Regions from separate parts of the Homo sapiens genome. Here region 2 is linked to region 1. Evidence: chromatin loops called from intact Hi-C (ENCODE). Cell type or tissue: K562. All regions are shown on one strand. Each heading gives the region's core, and the rest is flanking DNA. Links, peaks and the distances in the headings are about the cores only.

Region 1 (8,749 bases), core at 3,241-8,240:
GATGGTTTCTCTTCTAATGCTGACCAACACTTAAAAAAAATAAATGTTTTGCTTATTGACTTGAACTTCACCTTCAATCTGTAAACATCAAATTCTATCAGCGCAAACTCTGAGACTGCCAAATTTTTAGAGTCTGTGAAAATTTTAGGGCTGATTCAATCCAGACTCCTTCATTATACAAATAGGAAATGGTGGCCATTACGGTTGTGAGTTTACAAGATTACATAGCTGGACAGTTGCAGAACTGGCCCTAGAATTCAGGACTTGGTATTTACTGAGCAGTCTTATTTCCACTACTTTTTACTGCTTCCTCCTACTACTGAAGAGCTGTTGGCTTCAGAGTTCCTCTTACTAATGATTTGTGTCTTACGGGACATGAAATAGTGCCTGCCCTGTTTGGTCCCAGAGCCCTGAGTGCTGGGAATGTGTTTTTATAGAAAATGTATTCTGAAGATAAGAAATAGCCAAAGGAAAATTTGAATTTTTTATAAAAGTGTCTGTCTGTCTGTCTGTCTATCTATCTATCTATCTATCTATCTATCTATCTATCTATCTATCTATCTATCTATCTATCTATTGAGACAGTCTCACTTTGTCACCCAGGCTGGAGTGCAGTGGTGCGATCTTGGCTCACTGCAGCCTCCGCCTCCCTGATTCTCTTGCCTTAGCCTCCCAAGTAGCTGGGATTACAGGCATGCACCACCAGGCCCAGCTAATTTTTGCATTTTTAGCAGAGATGGGGATTCACCATATTGCCTAGGCTTGTCTCAAACTGATGGCCTCAATGATCTGCCTGCCTCAGCCTCCCAGAGTGCTGGGATTACAGGCATGAGCCACCACACGTGGCCTTATGAAAGCACTTTAAGACTTTTCATGGTTCATGGACGTTTTTGGTTCTGTAATGAACAAGTAACTATGACTATGAATATAGACATAAAATTTTTACATACAATTACAGGAACTCTGTAGATTCCAAGTTAAAAAGACTCCTGTTATATAATTTGGGCTATTTTCAAGGACATGTGAATCAGTTTTACTAGAAATAAGTTCAAGAATTTCCTCATTCTGGGCTGGGCACAGTGGATCATGCCTGTAATTCTAGCACTTTGGGAGGTGAAGGCAGGAGGATTGCTTGAGCCCAGGGGTTCAAGACCAGCCTGGGCAACATGGCGAAACCCTGTCTCTACAAAAATTACAAAACTTCGCCGTGCAAGGTGGCACAAGCCTGTAATCCCAGTTATTTGGGAGGCTAAGGTGGGATGATCACCTGAGCCCTGGAGGTCGAGGCTGAAATAAGCCGAGATTGCACCACTGCTTTCCAGCCTGGGTGACCCTGTCTCAAAAAAAAAAAAAAAAAAAAAAAAGAATTCCCTCATTCTTTTGAGTGAATACCAGTAAAGTTTAAGGAATTCAGTAGTAGTTCAGCTAACTTCTCATATGCCTCTTAAACTCTCGAATGTCCATGTTTGCTGATCCAGTAGTCACTATTGACTAATGTAATATTCATCTTGGTGACACACTTTGTAGACGTTTTTAAAGGCAGTTGGGTGGTACTAAATTAAGAGAGTCAGAAATCTATTAATGTCTTAGTAGAAATTTTATATCCTCTTTAAATTCTTAAAAGTCTAGTTAGATGTTATTTGAGCCCTGACGATAAAGGACTAACCTTTCCTAATCAAAGTCAAGGCAAAGAGAAGCCTGTTTTATTGGTGCTAACCTATTTTTGATGTATCTAATTAAAAATAAAAGGGAGGAGGAGGAAATAGAAATCATCATTCTCACTTTCAGCCACCTCAAATGCAAAAAAACACATACAGAGAGCATATGCAGGATTATAATGCAGTGACCAGAGCAGGGGGAAGGCCTTAACCTCAGTCCCCTTTAGTTTCTGTTAAGTTGATGGTAGAAACCTCGCCTCCTTCTGGCACCAGGTTCTTCCCAGCCACTGCCTGTACTTTAACTCATTCGAGGTTCACATCCCTTCATTTATTTTGCTCTGGGAAATTTCTCCCAGCTATGGGCCCTCCTGCTCAGGAGGCACTTTTAGCTGACCAAGATAACACTTTTCCTCATTTGCAAGTTTCTTTAAAATCCTGTTTCCTCTATGGAGCTTCTGGTAACAAATTGGCACCTGTTTTGTTAACAACCCTTTTTCCTATCACTTTCTAAAATTATGTTTTTTGTGTGCCCTCCCTTCTCCCTAGAACAAAAGCCTCATAAGGGCAGGGATCTTGCCAGTCTCATTCACAGCTATATTCCTACTACCCACAGCAGTGCCCAGTGCCAGGTACTGACAAGTGCTCAGGGAATCTTTGAATGAATCAGTGGGTGAAAATTTTTCCCACAAACTCCACAAGGACAGGGACCATGTCTGTTTTACCTACAGCTTATGGCAACACACACAGATGTTTATTCAAGGATGGTGTATAGCCTCCTAACAGCACTGCCTCGTGGTTCCTCTCCACTTTAGAACCTTCTGTTGTTTACACAGAAGCCACACAGAACTTCCAGTGCTCTAAGTAATTTGGGCCAGTAGAAGACACTTTCCTTTTTGTCAGACTTAAGCAGAGTGGTTCAGAGATTTGGCTGTGGAAACAACTGCCTGATTCAAATCCAGACCCCTCTCCCCACTGACCTGATAACACTGGCAGTTACTTATCCTTTATGTGCCTCTGTTTCTTCACTGTAAATTGAGACAAGCAGTAGCACCTGTTTTACTGGGTTATGCTGAAAATTAAATGAGTTGCTACATGTAATGTGTTAATAACCGTTCTAGGACACATGTGCTCAAGGAATGTGGGTAGGATAATGATGTGATGGTGGTGGTAGTATTTGGTTGATGTCATAGGGTAAGTACTTCTATATTTTGTTATTATCTAAGCATTTCATTTTATTAAATATTTTTCTCCATAATTGCTTTCTTGAAATGTAAGAGTTAAGTCCTCTCATAGAAATATTTTGGTCACTTAACATAGTCACATTAAGTAATATTTTTTAAAAAGAAGCTTAGTAAGTAAGACAATTTGATCCCTTGCATTAGTTTTTTACAGGTTTTTTTTTTTTCCTTTTGAGACAGAGTCTTACTCTGTAACCCAGGCTAGAGTGCAGTGGTGCAATCTCGGCTCACTGCAACCTCTGCCTCCCGGGTTCGAGCAATTCTCCTGCCTCAGCTTCCTAAGTAGCTGGGATTACAGGCACCTGCCACCATGCCCCACTAATTTTTGTATTTTTTAGTAGACATGGGGTTTCACCATGTTGTCCAGGCTGGTCTCAAACTCCTGACCTCAGGTGATCCGCCTGCCTCGGCCTCCCAAACTGCTGGGATTACAGGCATGAGCCACCGCGCCTGGCCAGTTTTTTATAATTATTATGCCAAGTTTATCCGTGGGGATACTGAGTAGGTTTTTTTCCCCAGGTTCTATATATAATAAGCTTCCTCTGTTTGGAGCCTTTTTATAATACTGCCCTTCAGATTTGAATCTTTCTCACATTTTCTGAAAGAAAATATTAATAAATTTTTACTTACTGTAAAATCAGGGTAAACTACCCAGCATGGAAAATTTTTCCTTGAAAGGTTATTTTCTTGACTTTTTTTTTTTTTTTTTTTTCTTTTCTGAGGCGAGTCTTGCTCTGTCGCCCAAGCTGGAGTGCAGTGGCACAATCGCAGCTTACTGCAACCTCTGCCTCCTGGGTTCAGGTGGTTTTCCTGCCTCAGCCTCCTGAGTAGCTGGGATTACAGGCACCTGCCACTATGCCTGGCTATTTTAGTGGAGGCAGGGTTTCACCCTGTTGGCCAGGCTGGTCTCGAACTCCTGACCTCAGGTGATCCGCCTGCCTCAGCCTCCCAAAGTGCTGGGATTACGGGCATGAGCCACTGCACCCAGACTTCTTGATTTTTAAATATTATTTCACATGGAACTTCTTTGTGCCTTTTTTCTGTGTGAATCTGTGAACGCCAGATGCAAAGTTTCTGTCACAAAGAATTAATTTTAGGTCAGCCTTAAGAATGGGAGTAGGGAGAGAACAAAAAGAAAAATCTTCAATTATATTCCACACCCTTAATTGATGACTCATAGTAATCTTTACTGTGGGCATAGAGGGAAACTACAAATAAAATTGAAATATAGTCTGTGACCCAAATCTGTCTTTTTTGGTTTTTGTTACTGTGAAAATATTAATAATAAAAATACTATTCATAGTTTTCTAATAGTCTAAAATTTGTTTTTATTTTCTCTGTGGTCTTCTGCTTTTCTGTTTATATTTAAAAGGCATTGTGGCCAAACAATAAAAAAAGAACCTTGGGAAGGATATTAAAGGAATAGACAGCATAAAACAGCAGACAAGATGTCTGAGATTTTTCTCATTTGCTTTTTAATGGGGCGTGTGGATGATAGATTTCTCCATGAAGGAACTTCTGTTCTGTTCTGTATAAATGAATTGTCCTATTTTCAGTCCATTGGAGCTCTCTGGCCTCCCCAAGTCCAGGAAGTTACAGGCATGGGCAGTTAGGTTCTTTTGTTGGTGATGTCACTTAATTTTAATTCTCAACACACCATTCCTTTTCTTACAAAAAGTTTCACTGCAAGCTTGGTCGGATGAGTAATAAAGGCTCTCTCTTGAATCATATGGATAATGCTGGCAAGTGACAGAAATAGAAGAGAGTTCTTTTAAAAATACAAGGCACTTGGCTTAGAGTGAGTACAGAATTGAATCAAAACCCCAAAGCAGATGCAATAAAACCAAAATTATTTTAATAAAAGAATAAAAGGAAAAAAGCAACTTGGTTAGTCTACATAGCATATTTTGACCTTTTAATGGTCTGTCAGTGTTGTTTGTCATGATGAAGATCTTGGCTGCAGAATATGACTTTACTGCATGGGATGGTAACAGTGGTCTCTGGTATTTAATATTTACAGCCTGGTTTATTTGTGGTGTAGAGGTGAGGTGGTGACTCTCCAGAGCCTTTCACATAAAACATCTTCTTTCTTCTTCTTTCTAGATTTTCACCCGATGGAAGACTAATTGTGTCATGTAGTGAGGATAAAACTATTAAAATTTGGGATACCACAAATAAGCAATGTGTTAATAACTTCTCAGATTCCGTTGGGTAAGTACACTTTCTTTGTGCATTTATGTGGGTTAGTTTTCTAAGGAGACGTTTGATTATAACAATTTAAATAAATAAATGAGTAAAGAAATTGAAATATGGCCGGGTGCAGTGGCTCACGCCTGTAATGCCAGCACTTCGGGAGGCTGAGGCAGGCGGATCACCTGAGGTCAGGAGTTTGAGACCAGCCTGACCAACATAGTGAAACCCTGTCTCCACTAAAAATACAAAAATTACCTGGGCATGGTGATATGTGCCTGTAATTCCAGCTACTCGGGAGGCTGAGGTGGAAGAATCACTTGAACCCAGGAGGCGGAGGTTGCGGTGAGCTGACATTGCGCCACTGCACTCCAGCCTGGGTGACAAGAGTGAGATTCCGTCTCAAAAAAAAAAAAAAAAGAAATTGAAATATTAGGTCATCTTATTCTTTCCTCCTAGATTTGCAAATTTTGTGGACTTTAACCCTAGTGGTACATGCATAGCTTCAGCAGGTTCTGATCAAACTGTGAAAGTCTGGGATGTAAGAGTGAACAAATTACTACAGCATTACCAAGGTAACAATTTTCCTAACAAAAAATTCAGTTACCGAATGGACTCCTTTTGGAAGGACTGATTCTCCTTGTTGGTGTGGTTTGGCTGTCTTACTTGGGGTCATGGGCTGCCTTGGAACAGGCTAGAGAATAGTATAATTAGCTCCCATCAACAGCAGGGTCTCAGAAGCTCAAGGACAGCAGGAAGTGAAGAGACCTTAAAAATGATGTGAGGGCTGGTTTAAAGAAAAAAAAAGAAGTTGCTATGAGATTTTCAAATTCTGGTTATCAGCATTGTGTGAGAAGTCAGGATAGAAATGACTGAATTCTGAATCACAGGGAGTTACGTGAGCACAAATAGGTGTTATAACTGGTAGAAAACAACTACCTACTATGCCTATGTATTGATATTGAACTAAAAGAGAAGTGAATTTTCTTGGTTTATATTGGATTTATATTAAATCGAAATGATTATTAAACATAGTAGCTTTTCCAGTGTTTACTATGTAGCAGACACTGTGCCAAATCTAAACAATATTCCTAGGAGGTATCATTATTACTCACATTTTTAAGATAAGGAAATTGAGATTTAAATAGGGTAATTAACTTGCTCAAAGAATCAATAGAACTACTTAGGTCTTCCTGCTTACACAGTGCATAGAAAAATTAACTTTTGATCATTGTGTTATACTGCCTCCTGTTGGAAGGATACTGTCTGGAGACAAAGTCTCAAGCATGATGGCAGGACTGTGCCCGTTTCAAACTGTCTCCACACTTTTCTCCCTTTAATCCCAAGCCACTAATTAGTTATTACCTTTAATTTGAGACTAGGTTATATACCCTATCTGAGCTGGTGATGATTAACTGTCAGTTTTATTGGCAATATATCCAAAGAATTTATAGTAATGTGGTCAATAAGATTACCTTTCCGTGACACAGTCTCATTTTTAAAGTTATTCTGGCTCTCTAACTGGAAGCTTAGAGCTATGTGATGCCAAAATACTCGTTTTAGTGAGCCATATAGAGTTTTGTTGTTGTGGAAACAGTGCTCTTGTTTACAACCTATTGCTAATAAGGCACTGGGGTATCTTCAAAAGTAAGAATTGTTCTCTGAACTTTTTGCTTTTATTTTCTACAAATCAGTTCACAGCGGTGGAGTTAATTGCATATCATTCCATCCTTCGGGTAACTATCTCATCACAGCTTCTTCAGATGGTACCCTTAAGATTCTGGACCTCTTAGAAGGAAGGCTCATCTATACACTTCAAGGACATACGGTATTAACACTCAGATTCTTGCTTTTTATATATAAAAATATAAAATAATATATATTTTAAATTTCTGATCCATTTTTATGTCCCTTTATTGTTTTTCCAGACATAGCACACATTGCTGCTATCATAAAATTTTTTTACTTCCAAGGCTGTTTTTATCCTCTGGAAGCAACTCTTAGAAATATTATTTGTGGCTGGGCGTGGTGGCTCACGCCTGTAATCCCAACACTTTGGGAGGCTGAGGCGGGCAGATCACCTGAGGTCAGGAGATCGAGACCATCTTGGCCAACATGATGAAACCCCATTTCTACTAAAATACAAAAAATTAGCCAGGTGTGGTGGCACATGCCTGTAATCCAAGCTACTTGGTTGGGAGGCTAAGGCAGGGGCATCACTTGAACCCAGGAGGGGGAGGCTGCAGTGAGCTGAGATTGCACCACTGCACTCCAGCCCGGCAACAGAGCAAGACTGTCAAAAAAAAAAAATGGAAGAAAAAAAGAAATATTATTTGTTGTAATTCTTATCAAAATCAATGTGTATCTTTCAATGGCCATTAAATGAATCTTCTCCTGCTGTCTTTATCAGTATGTTGTATAGATTGACTGGGTAAATGGTGATGGGTAAGTAGATTCCATACTTCAGATCCTTCCTTCATGTGGAGGCTGTCCCGCTTAGCCCTGACACCCAGCCTCTCACACCTCTCCCTCACTCCTTCTGCTAATTTGTTGGTGGGTTTAGGAGAAATTGGGTAAGCACAGCCTAACACCTTCTACTCTCCTGCCTTTGGGAGTAGCCATTCTTCACTGTTTTTCTCTGATATTCCTTGTGGGGAGACCTGCCCTTGTCTAGTGTTGCCTGTGACTCATTCTGGGCATCCGTTCTAGAAAGCCTATTTGTGTTACACATAAAAGCCACATTCTCTTTTTACAAGCATTTATTAGAAAGAAAGGTGATATTTCGATTCTTATGTGCTGTATTCCTTTGTCTTATTTCTCAATTGGTTTAGAACCAAGTAGGTAAGAGGGGTGCCTTTTATTGAGCCTGTTCAAAGATCCCTCCCTGGCATATAGATCAATTTTTTAAATTTATTATTTCTTTATTTTTGAGATGGATTCTTAGTCTGTCACCCAGGCTGGAGTGCAGTGGCACAATCTCGGCTCACTGTAACCTCTGCCTCCTGGGTTCAAGTGATTCTCCTACCTCAGCCTTCTGTACAGGCGCACCACCACGCCCAGCTAATTTTTTGTTTGTTTGTTTGTTTAGAAGAGACAAGGTTTCACCATGTTGGCCAGGCTTGTTTTGAACTCCTGACCTCAGGTAATCTGCCTGCCTTGGCCTCCCAAAGTGCTGGGATTACAAGTGTAAGCCACTGTGCCCAGCCTAGATAAATTTTTTTGAGTATATAAACTAGTCTTTTCTTCCAGACAATATTCAAACTTCTCTGAATTTTTTAGAATGCATCCTCTTTTTTTTTTTGAGGTACTTCCTTTTAACAAGTATAAGCTGTTTATATCTAGAAATAGAATGAGCCTTGTGGTCTAGAAGAGAAGAGTTTCTTTTTCACAGGTTCTGCCTGGCTTCCTGCTTTGCGTTATCATTTATTCTGCAGTGGTGTTAGGGTAAAGCAGAAATAAATACTAACCAGCTTAAATATATGCATATCCATGGATTTAGGCTGAATAAACATAACAAATAAAAGTGGCCAAGGATTGAAATATCCATGAAAAAAGTACAAAATAATAGGGAAAAAAGATAAACACAGTCTTTCAGTAGGAAAACACTACATGAAGATGGAATTTTAGTCTGGAAGTAAAGGTGTTTATGAAGCTATTAATATT
Region 2 (11,544 bases), core at 3,692-8,691, 230 kb before region 1:
CATTTCATTTATATCTTAACACAAGAAATGGTTCTGTTATAAATGGGGACATAGGACAGGTAATCGAATCGAATTTTTGTATTTGTATTTTTCAGAATACGGTATACTCAATAGTGTCCAATATCTAATTAAATCTGAATGGTCAGTTTTTATGTTCTTCGTTGATTCTTTAGTGGCATATACATTTTAATTTTTCTGGTGGTAGTTTGTGTATTTTACAGCAGGTGCCCAAAGATAGTGTCTCTCAAATTTTGCTGTCTTCAGAAATCACAGGTATTATTATTAACTACTTTACAGTTTTCAGAATGTATTTACATATGACCTCATTTGATTCTCACAATAATCCTGTGTGGTGAGTAAGGCAGACAATTGTACTTTTTTTTGTTTTTTGTTTTTTGTTTTTTTTCTGGTAGGCAAAGTGATTTGTCTAGGCCCTAAGGTCATATAGCTAGCAGCTTTTTTAGCCCAAACTGGACTTTAGGTGGCTTCTAGATTTTGCTCATTGCTCTTCTCATTATACACGTTTATGTAAGTTTATGAAAGTTATGTATGGAAAATCAGTTTTGATCAGAGTAAATTTAATAGAGAAATATGAATGGGTTTGTTTGGGTTGAGCTTTATAAATTTAATCATTACTTATATTTGGTGTAATACAAACAGTTTGTGTTTTGATTTACTTAACAGCTGAGTGAATGTGAACGTATCTGAAATACTATATTTTTAATATTGTGGATTTTTTTAAGTTAGGAATTTTGATTTCAAAGAACTGTTGGCCTAGGGGTGTCTTAAATCTTGAATAAAAATAAAATGTGCTGTACTAAAAGTTTCTTCTTTAAATTTCTGCTGTAACTTTTTATGCACTTGTTTTTATACTATAACATGTTTATTACCTAAATCTCTTTGAAATATTCATTTGTTCTGTAATGAAATTTAGTTTAAAAGGTTCCAAATGAGGAGGTTTTAGTTCCTGAAATCCAAAACCTGGTTATAAATCTCACAAGAAAGGTGTGGTTCTCCAGCATTAATGTGCATGAAGAATCACCTGGGGGAGTTACTGAAAGTGCAGATTCCTTGGCATTGCCCCTGGAATTTTGATTCAGCAGATTTGAGGTGGGGCCAAATGCTACAGTAGTCTGCATTTTGAGAAACATTGACATTGCATTTATAACTAAGTTAAAGTTACATGGTAGAGATACCTAAATCAGTAGCAAAGTTTGATTTGTTGATGTCGATGGTTTTTGTGACAATCCTAGAACTGATAAATTGAAAATATTTCTGTTATCTATGTATGCCCAGTCTTTCAGAAGATCCATCTGTGGTTACTTAAGTTACTTATTAAGCACTGTAAACTATTAGAGAATGTTCTTTTATTTTCATGTCTTAATGTCTGCCATTTTCAAATGACTTAGACACCAGAGTTTATATTCATAAAAATAATGCATGCTGTATCCTTACAGTAGTGTGTGTTTATCCTTTAGTCTAGCTCTTTGTTAGAAGAAAAGATCGGATATTCCTTCAGACTAAAAGGACATAAGTTAGTGGATAGATAGCTCTCTTTAATTTTAGTTAACAAGCAGTTGCTCTTTCAAAAACAGCAAGTAGATCTTCCAAGAATATTAGTGATAGCATACTAATTGATAATTTACTATTTTATGCATTAAAACAGAAGTTACTGCTGTCTCACTTAAATGTTAAATAACCGTTTGTGTAGTTCACCAATCTACTCTGACTTTTGGAACTATTTTATCTAATACCATATCCACGTGAATTACCTGCCTTTAATAATTTTCCTCTTTAAGACCAGTTTTGAAATGCAGTTGTTTTTTGCTTCATTTATAACAGTATAGCAAATAGCCTGTATCTGCATTTAAAATATATTTTATAATAAAATTAATTTCAAAGCAGGTTCATCTCAAGACTGTTGGGAACCTGTTTTTGTTTGTTCCAAAACTTAGTCTTGTTGGCTACACCTTAAGGTTTATTTAGGAATCATAGCTTGTAATTTACTAAAGCTTATGGTAATCTAAATTAATAAATATTTTTGGCAGAGAGGTCCAAATAAACTGTGGGCACATTTTTTTTTGCCATATTTTTAAAAGCTATTTTCTATTAAATTTTTCCTAGGACAGTGTCAGCTATTCCAAATCGTATGTGGTGTTTTTAGTTATAAGAATATTTGGTATTTCTAAGTACAGTGACTTCCAACAATATGGTTTCTTAAAATATGGGATACCTGCTTTTGTAGTAATACTACTGTCACCTGGGCCTCTGAGGGAACAAATAAAGGTAGTGTTGAATGGACCAATGCTTGCTTACACTGTGAAATCTGAGATTACACTGCCTAACTGTAAACTGGCATGACTACTGTACAGACCTGATAAATTTAGGAGTCAAATTTATGTTTTCTGAAAAAAATAGGTCTTAAAGAAGATTTGACTGTTTAACTTGAAAGATGCTTTTTAAATACTTTTTTATTAACAATGTGGATCTATTATTCATTGTATTAACCCTGTGAGTGAGTTCTCTCTCAGGAGGATTTTAAATAATAATCTTGTACTCTCAAAACTCTCAGATCTGCTGCTTTAATCTACCTTTCATATTTGTGCCAGAATTTTCTTTTGTTTTTCAATAACCTATTTTAAACCACAGTTTCTTCACTAAAACTTTCATCTTTTTTTTATTTTTCTCTTTATCAAAATACAACTTGACTCTGAAGGCCTTTTATAAAGTAGCTCAGTGTTTTCTAAATTGTGTTTTAGAATGCTGGTTCCAAAAAATATTAATAGGGATTTCCTGGGGGAAAGAGGCACAACCAAACTCCAGGATATGCTGGTTTATGCAGTTTGGAACTTCTCTGGTACTTCAAGGTGCTAATAAGGGCTGAATCTAAATGTGGCTAGTGTTTTGTCCTCTCATTTCACAAAACTCCCTTTAGTGGAACATCTCACCTTGTTAACTTTGTGTACCAGGATCACTGCTTTGCACAACTCCAGGGGATGCTGTTCACATACAACACAAAATGAATTGTGTTTCCTGGAGTTGAGAGCTGTGTTGCATACTGTAGTATTGCTGACTGTCCACTGTGTGACGGTCTTAGAGTCTGGTGGTCCCTCATCCTTTTGTTGTGAATGTGTATGTGTTTTTCCTCTCACCTGATAGGACCCTTAGGGGCCAGATGCTGTGCTTGATGCCTATAAGTCCTAGCACTTTGGGAGGCTGAGGCAGGAGGTTCGCTTGAGGCCAGGAGTTCGAGGCTGCCTGGGTGACACAGCAAAGAACCTGTTTACCAAACAAAAAAACCAAATTAACTGCCACATTGAAATTCAGAAGTGGAAAAGTCCTGCCTGTAGAGAAGCTAAATTCTACTGTCCTAGTAACATTCTGTGAAATGTATGTAGCTATCTTCCAGAAATAAAACATTGCCTTATGAACCCATCTGAGTAAGGTTAAAATTCCAAAGGTAAAAAGGTTTTAAAAATCTCCCAGAAAAATTTCCTTAACCTTCTCTGCTTTACTTTAACAGAAGCTACACAATGTCTAAATCCTAAACCAATATGCCAAAAAAAATAGTACCTGAACATTTGCTGGATAAAGTTCTATATATCGTGATATAGAACCCTATATCTTATCTCAGTTCTTTTATGTTATCTCCAAATGAATTACTAAGACAAAGGGATAATAAATGGGAAGTGTACAACCCGGAGGACTTCAGACCAGAAAATCAAAGAGAGATGATGGGAAAGGGTGGAGTAATGCTGAGTTTTGAAGAATGGGCACATTTAGACAGACCAAAGACTGAGCATCATATCATTGCTGCCGTTCCATGAACTGAGAGCAAACTGTTAGATCATGACCTGCTACAGAATCACTAGGCATCAGGAAGAAGAGTAGGTATATGGTCTGTATTAGAGTATAGCAATGGATTATTCTTCCAGCTGCCAAGAAGTCAAGAAGGAAAGCCTGTATTTGACTTTATCATTTCTATTGAATGTCTGAGTGATACATAGAGTAGTAATTTTAGACATTTAAGTAACTAAAGATTTATATAGCTTTAGTATGTAAGCTGTTATATTTAAAAATGCTTGAAAAAATAAGAGTTGTTCTCCAGAAATTATTCATTTTCCTATGATTAGCACAGCTGAGACCTTACAGGTGCACTGCTATTGAGTATTCTCCCAACCTTTTAAATTTTATAGGTCTAATTGTTGGTAAGGTATTGTGGAAGGAGTTCTAAGACTTGCTCCTGCTTTAATTGACGTTGCAATAATAATCATAATAAAATTGTTGGTCAAAGAGTAGCACAGGAGTGGTTTTGGTAGTGAAGAAAATAAAAAGAAATCTGAAGGTAGAGATGAATGGAATCAGCAAAAGTGAAATTGGTTAGATTAGTAAGTTGTTTTTCTACTGGGACACTCATGGATGATACTGACATATACTCCATTCTCCCTTGCTAATATCTAGATTTTTTTAGTACCTCTAATACTAAGAGATTTTTAATTTCTTTGCTATACTTCTGTCCTTTTCTTCTCTATTCATGCTCAAAAGAAAGTAAGTGCTATAACTACTCTTTTTTGTTTGCTTAAAAAATGACTCATGAACTTAAGGTACTTAAGTGTGGACACTCCTGACAACTAATACCATAGCGGAGAACTACTGAGTTAAAGGGTACCAGTGCAAATAGAGGGCTGAAAACAAGGAAGGTCAGTCAGTGAATGGGAAAGAAATATGACAAAGCCTAGGAAAGGGAGCTCCTCTAGCATCAAACTGTCTGCATGTCGAGTCTCAGAAAAACAAGGATTCGTCAGTCAACCCCTTTCTGCATGCACAGTGGATTTAGGGTAAAGTTTATGTTACCCTGTCTTTGGCCGAGCGCAGTGGCTCCTGCCTGTAATCCCAGCCCTTTGGGAGACTGAAGCAGGAGGATTGCTTGACCACAGGAGTCTGAGACCAGCCTGGGCAACATGACAAAACCTCATCTCTACTAAAAAAAAAAAAAAAAAAAAATTTAGCCAGGCATGGTGTCGTGTACCTGTAGTCCTAGCTACTTGGGAGGCTGAGGTAGGAGGATCGCTTGATTCTAGGAGGTAGAGGTTGCAGTGAACTGAGATTGTGCCACAGCACTACAGCCTGGGCGACAGAGGGAGACCGTCTCTGTCTCAAAAAATAGATGACCCTGCCTTTGAGCTTAAGCACTACTGTTTTTATGTACATAATTTAATGCTGGAACTTGATCACCTCCGGCCCTCCTGCTGACAGCATTTCTTTTGCTAGAAATACCCACCTTTCTCAGAGCCTGTGTCTCCTTTGGTTTTGGTTTTTACTCCATGATATGTTAAGGACTCACCAGATTTAAATGTGAAATTTATCTTCACCACTAAAAAGCCCACTTGTCTTGGATAAATCACTTGGTTTCTTTAACTCCTCAAAAAGTACAAAGTCAGGGGGTTTTGATTTTTCTCTCTTGAAAATTTGGCTTTTAACAAAATTTGTATAGCAAAAACAGGTTACCCGCTCCCCCCAAACTTTCAACCATTTATTTCTTTATTCTGTTAGGTTTGCCTTCCAATTTTGTCTTTTAACTACTTTGTCATCATTTTGACGTTTCGTCTGTGATACACCGTGTTTGATTTATGAAGATAAATACATTTATTGAAAAGCTAAATTATCTAAGATTTCAGTTAAACAAGTGGCATATTACTAGCATTTAACTCTGCCTCTTGCCAAACATATACTAAAATGAGAATAAGGGAATTCTTTTTTAAAAAAGCCATAAATCCACAAGGGAGAAGAGAAACCCACACCAAAATTTTAGAAGGCGTTGACTTAGTAGACTTAAAAAGCTGATCTCTAAGTAATAGAAAAGCCCAGAAACAAGTCAGTTTATAGAATTCCCTGAGAGCTCAAAGCTGGGAAAACATGGGACCCATGGTGAAGAGGGGACAGGGGGGCAAAACGGGAGAACTGGTTGAAATTTTAGGAATTTGATACCCAGATATCTTTCCCTCTGTCTGTACTCTGTGATCTCTTTTCCTTCATCCTTGCAGAAGGCTGGAAGCTTGCTTTCTGGAGAAGGCTATGCACACTGGGAATACAGTTGAAAACCAGGGTACCACACTCAAAACCGAGTGTTTACCTATTTATGTTAAGATCACCAGTCTTCTTCCCTCACCCAGCTTTCAGAATTCTGGCCAGAATAGAAGTGTCTTATCTAACCTGACCAGCTCAAGGTAAAAGACCTCAAGAATCGGACATTGGCTGTGTCTGTGTCTCCAAAGAAAATGTCCCAGTCAGCTCACCCTACTGTGAAACCCATATTGAATCCAGAACTTCTATTTAGTTTGTGTCCTTTTTTTCTCATAAACAAATTTGTTATAGTCTTACTAAGATATAATTGGCATAGAATAAACTTTACACTTAAAGTGAAAAACTTGAGTTCTGAGGCATGTATATATTTCCACAGTCGCCACCACAGTCAGGTAATCATTCCCCTAAATTTTTTGTGCCTCCTTATCTTCCTTCCCTTCCCCTACCCCAGCTCCTCCTTTCCTCAGGCAGCCCCGATCTGCTTTCTGTCGCTATAGAATAATTTGACTTTTCTGGAATTTTATGTACATGGAATCATACAGTATGTGTTCTTTTTTGGTCTGACATTCACTCACCATAATTGAGTTTCATCCATGTTGTGTATATTAGTAGTTCTTGTTATTGCTGATGAGGATTCACTGTATAGATACACCACAATTTGTCCGTTCGCCTGTTGATGGACATTTTGGTTCCAGTAACATACAGTCTCTTCCTATTATCGAGTTGTAATTTCTTTATATGTTCTTGATAAAAGTACTTTAGGAAGCATTTGTGTTTGTGCTGGGGATGGGAAGAAGAATGGTGATAAAAGATATGAGTGGATCACTTGAGGTCAGGAGTTCGAGACCAGCCTGGCCAAAATGGTGAAACCCCGTCTTTACTAAAAATACAAAAATTAGCCGGGCGTAGTGGCATGGGCCTGTAATCCCCACTACTAGAGGCTGAGGCAGGAGAATTGTTTGAGCCCAGGAGGCGGAGGTAGTGAGCTGAGATCGTGCCACTGCACTCCAGCCTGGACAACAGAGCGAGACTCCATCTCGGCAGGTGGGGGAAAGATATATATGAAGCCTGTAACTGAAAAAGCAAGCGGTAGCTTTGTAAGCATTATTTGTGGAGATGAAGGATTTGAGGGTACTTTTCCTAGTTGCTTCAGAGTAGAAAATGGGATGGGGGACTAAGAGGACTGCTGATATTTGAAAAAACGGTGGGGGTGGGGAGGAACTAAGAGGACTGCTAATATTTAAAAAAAAAAAAAAAAAAAAGCCTTTTGGATTTGTTTTCCTAAACAGACTTTATGCATGTATAAGTTTGTCAAAACTGAAAATGAATACATGTATGAAATAAGTTTAAATGTGTGGATAACCCAGATATGTCATCTGTCATTCATCTCCTGTGTCTTTGTACAGTCTTGTGCAATTTAGATACACAACTCAATTTTACTTTGGGTAAAATAATCCATTTTTACAAAAGCAGAAGTGAGCAATGTGGACATGAAGGAACATTTCTTTAGTGAAGACAGTCTATGGATAACTCAAGAGTCCCCTTCCTTAATTTCTCCCTCCAGTCATCCTCTACTTTGCAAATCCAGATTCCTCATTTCTTTATTATATAGAACAATTGATTGCCTTATTTGGTTTCTTGAGTCTTCCCCTGAGATTCTGACCCGCCATACCCCAAGCTCATAAAGACATATAAAGACATTTTTTCCAAATAATTACATATAGCCCACTGCCTGATAAGAGTCTGGTGTATGATTTCTGTTTCTTCATCTGGATAAGGCCAAATTCCATTCCACTCATTAAATTTCTGTCTTCCTATTAAGGAACTTGATATTTGAATTACTTCTTGCTTTTTTTTTTTTTTTTTTTGAAGGAAGTAGAATCTCGGGAAAACAGCAGTCATTTCTTAAGAGATGTTAGAATTTAGAGGGTGAAAAAAAAAACAAAACTAATGTTCTTTTGTTAACATGCCATGAAAAACAGACTAGCTCCAAAACACACTAGTTACTTTGACTAAAGGGAATGTATGATTATTGAATAAAATGAACACCTGTGTAGCTGCCTTCTACCTGCTGGTACTGTTCAAAGCAATTTACACATATTAACCCATTTAAATGAGTGGGTTCTGTGTAATATATGGATGAGATATTCTCTATAGAAAGAGATGAAAAGGGCTATGAATAGTTTTAAAGGGCTATGAATACCCTAAAATACAGTGACTTACATAACCTTTTTACCAGTTAGAAATGTAACACTATATAATGTTTGGAAAATAGGACAATGTAAAGTGAAACAAATCACTCATAATCCTCCGTCTGAGAAATAGCTAGTTTTAACACTTTAATGGTTTTTATCTTTTGAAAAACTTACCTATTAACATCCTTCAGATAATGTAGGTATAATTATGTGCTTTTTAGAAACTTTGTATTATTTTCTCATGTCATTAAATTTTTTCATTAACAACATTTTAATAATGTTGTATCCTATGGCTAGTCCCTTGTTATTGGATGTTTTGATTTTAATTCTTTTCTGTTAAATAATCTTCCAGTGAGCATCTTTATTTGCATATGTTTGTCTTCATTTATGATTGTTTCTCTGTATTTACTGTATTTAAAGGATTTTGGTAGTTTGTGGTCTTATGACTAAAATTTTCTTCCAGTCTCCTTTCTCTGAGGCTGGTCAGATTTTGGGGAGTCTGTCTTTTCTTGCTGTGTCTATAGTATGTCCCACTCATTTCCAGGTCTCTGCTTTACTTTTCCAAATTTCCATAGCACTTTTAAGAATTCATATTTTGTTGTTCACATGTTTGACACTTCCGTGACATGTTCAGTTTGGGAGCAGGAACTGTGCATCTTTCTGTCACTCACCCTTGGCACAATGCCCTGTTTATACCTGTGAGGTTGTTAATGATTCTTGAATGAGCCTCTTGTGTCTGGTCTTGAGCTTGAATCCACTGACACTGGACTTCTGCATCTTATAGAAACTGTAGTGTGCTTGGGGTGAGAATTTATCACAGATACTGTTTCTTTTAAATTTGAGCTGAATGATATGTCAGGTAAATGACACAAAGATTGGAAATATTTTCTTATAACTATGTTATATAAATTTAATTTTTTGTGAAACAAGAATTTTACTATCCCTGCTTCTAAAGAGCAGGATAGACTTTACTAAATAGAATAGAATACTAAGAAGCAGCCAATGGAAATGGGTATTACTATTTAAAAATGCCAGTGAGTAGATGTTTTTGTAAAATGTTGCTTAATAGATTAATGTATCTATCTTTTTTTTTAATAGAGGAGAAAACTTCAGAAGTTTGACATCTAAACTTAAATACAACTACAGCTAAAGAGTTAGTCCAAAAAAGTTAAGTTTCAGTATTGTAAACGAGGTAAAACTAGGGAAATTTAAAGGTGTCTTGGCAGGCTCTTTCTGTGACATCATATATGAATTTTTTTCTTTTTTTTAATTCTCATTTCAAGTAGAAAATTTCAGATTTGAGATAAATATTTTCTTTTAAAAAATATTTATATGATTGCTAGGGTAGACCGTAACAACTGTGACCTGCTGAGAGGAGAGACTGTTATGTAGAGCTTTAAGTCAGCCTTGCTCAGTGTGTCTGGTGTTCCTTCTTGGTTTCCTTTTTTGTGCAGTGATTCATCAGGTGCTGTATGCTTCCAGAACCAGTGTAAGTGTGTGCACATGTCCCATTCCTGGTCTGTGATCTCTTCTATAATGAATAGGGGTATATTGTTTCCAGCTATTCTTATACAAGTAAAGAAGAAAAGCGTTCTAGAATCTGCTGTCAAACCTTCAGACTTCAGTAGTTTTGCTACCATTGTATCCTATTCTTATAATTCTTTTCTTTTTTTTTTTTTGAAACAGCATCTTGCTCTTGTCGCCCAGGCTGGAGTGCAATGGCACGATCATGGCTCACTGCAGACTCGATCTCTCTGGGCTTAGGTGATCCTCCCACCTTAGCCTCCCGGGTAGCTGGGACTATAGGCATGTGCCACCATGCTCGGCTAATTTTTGTACTTTTTGTAGAGATAGGGTTTCGCCATGTTGCCCAGGCTGGTCTCAAACTCCTGGGCTCAAGCAATTCCCCTTCCTCGGCCTCACAAAGTGCTGGGATTACAGGCGTGAGCCACTGCGCCTGGCCAGTTCTTAGAATTCTTGATGGTGATCTCTGGCCTTCTGTCACAATTACATTTGGAGGGTTTTCTAAGTTGTGCTGAGCTCTGTTTGTACTTCTGCACACAGCCTAGGTAGCAAGCCAGGCTATCAGTTTTTCATAATGTTGGACTTGCTCCTCCTGTCTCCCTTCCTGAAGTATACCTGTGGCCCTAGATTTAAATTAAATGTTTCCACAAGTGGGAACTGTATTGGTTGAAGGCCTTATTTCCGAGTGGAGGGAAAGCTCTTTTGAGCAGATTCTTTGGCCATGCCCCTTCAATGTATTTGATACCAGGTAACCCCCCCATAAGCAGATACCCTAAGGAGTTGAAAGGAGGAAACTTTGAGTGGTTTGGGGGATGTTGAGAGATTATAGTTTAATCTAGATCTGCACATGCACAGAAGGAGTTTGAGGTTGTCATTAAAAGTCATAGATTATAGTGGCATTGGGGATTTTTTAAAATTAAGGTGACAGCTGTAAGTGGGATATGAGAGGGAGAGAGAATAGGACAGATTATGTAGTTGAATATAACTTTTTTATATCTAGTTAGTAGATACACATCTTTCTCTATATATATGTATTTGAACATTCAGTGCAAGTGTTTCTTTTGGCTACTCAAGTAATAATTACTTAGAATAGTTATGGGTATAAAAGGACGAAATGTATCAAATTAATTGTACCATGACATTCCTCTAATTTTGAGGTCAGTGGAAACCAGTCTTCTTGTCCTGGAATGTAACTTAGTGGACTAATCGCTATCTGGAATGCTACTGGAATGGGGAGGAATCAAAGAGAAAGCAGAAATAGAAGAAGAATGGAGAGAGGTGTAGGATAATTTTTCTCCCAGCCTAAGGCTATTATTTATCCAGTTTCCTGAACCATGTAAAACAAAGTAGAGAACCAGGAAATTGGCAGAAAAGCCCTCTAAGCCGCCAGAAGTTCATGAATCAAGACTCTCAGCACCTTACTCCACTTTAGGTGTTTACTTGCTGTATTTATTCATATTTTAAATACATTTTGATAACTGGTTTGCCAGCACACTGCAGATGAAAGAGAGCAAATTTCAGAAACTAGAAAGACTGTTTAGAATCAAGCACAAGTATCATAGGAACTAATTGAAAATTTACATTTTAGTGATGGAAAAGGAAGGTTTTTAAAGTAAAAAATAAGAATTCACAAAACTTAATAGGCATGGACAATTTGGTTAAAAAGCAACGGCTGTGTGCTGCTCTTCCTATCTGGAATGTCCTCATCCAAACTAGTCATTTTTTTAGGACTCATTATGAA

What was found. A loop is a pair of places that touch in the nucleus more often than their neighbours do. Peaks named below come from ENCODE experiments on the same cell type or tissue, not always from the same donor. Only the 100,000 strongest peaks of a DNase experiment are listed, where the experiment ranks them.
Region 2: a loop joins it to region 1, with 2.5 times the contacts of the local background. A loop is called at or near these places in 5 of 110 quality-filtered maps.

What each region holds. Positions count from the first base shown.
Region 1 is chr12:89,468,526-89,477,274 of GRCh38, reverse strand. It overlaps POC1B-DUSP6 (POC1B-DUSP6 readthrough), which reads left to right. Exons shown (of 11, transcript NR_189589.1): 5 at 5,000-5,107; 6 at 5,546-5,661; 7 at 6,781-6,914. It overlaps POC1B (POC1 centriolar protein B), which reads left to right. Exons shown (of 12, transcript NM_172240.3): 5 at 5,000-5,107; 6 at 5,546-5,661; 7 at 6,781-6,914. Among named protein-coding and RNA genes, the nearest start is that of GALNT4, 52 kb to the left of the region's middle. RefSeq lists a silencer at 6,252-6,371. In K562, for the core only: a CTCF peak has its summit at 6,334 (motif pointing left); a DNase peak (open chromatin) is centred at 6,354.
Region 2 is chr12:89,693,473-89,705,016 of GRCh38, reverse strand. All of the region lies in intron 1 of ATP2B1 (ATPase plasma membrane Ca2+ transporting 1), which reads left to right. Among named protein-coding and RNA genes, the nearest start is that of ATP2B1, 9.6 kb to the left of the region's middle. In K562, for the core only: no CTCF peak of the experiment used is centred there; a DNase peak (open chromatin) is centred at 6,236.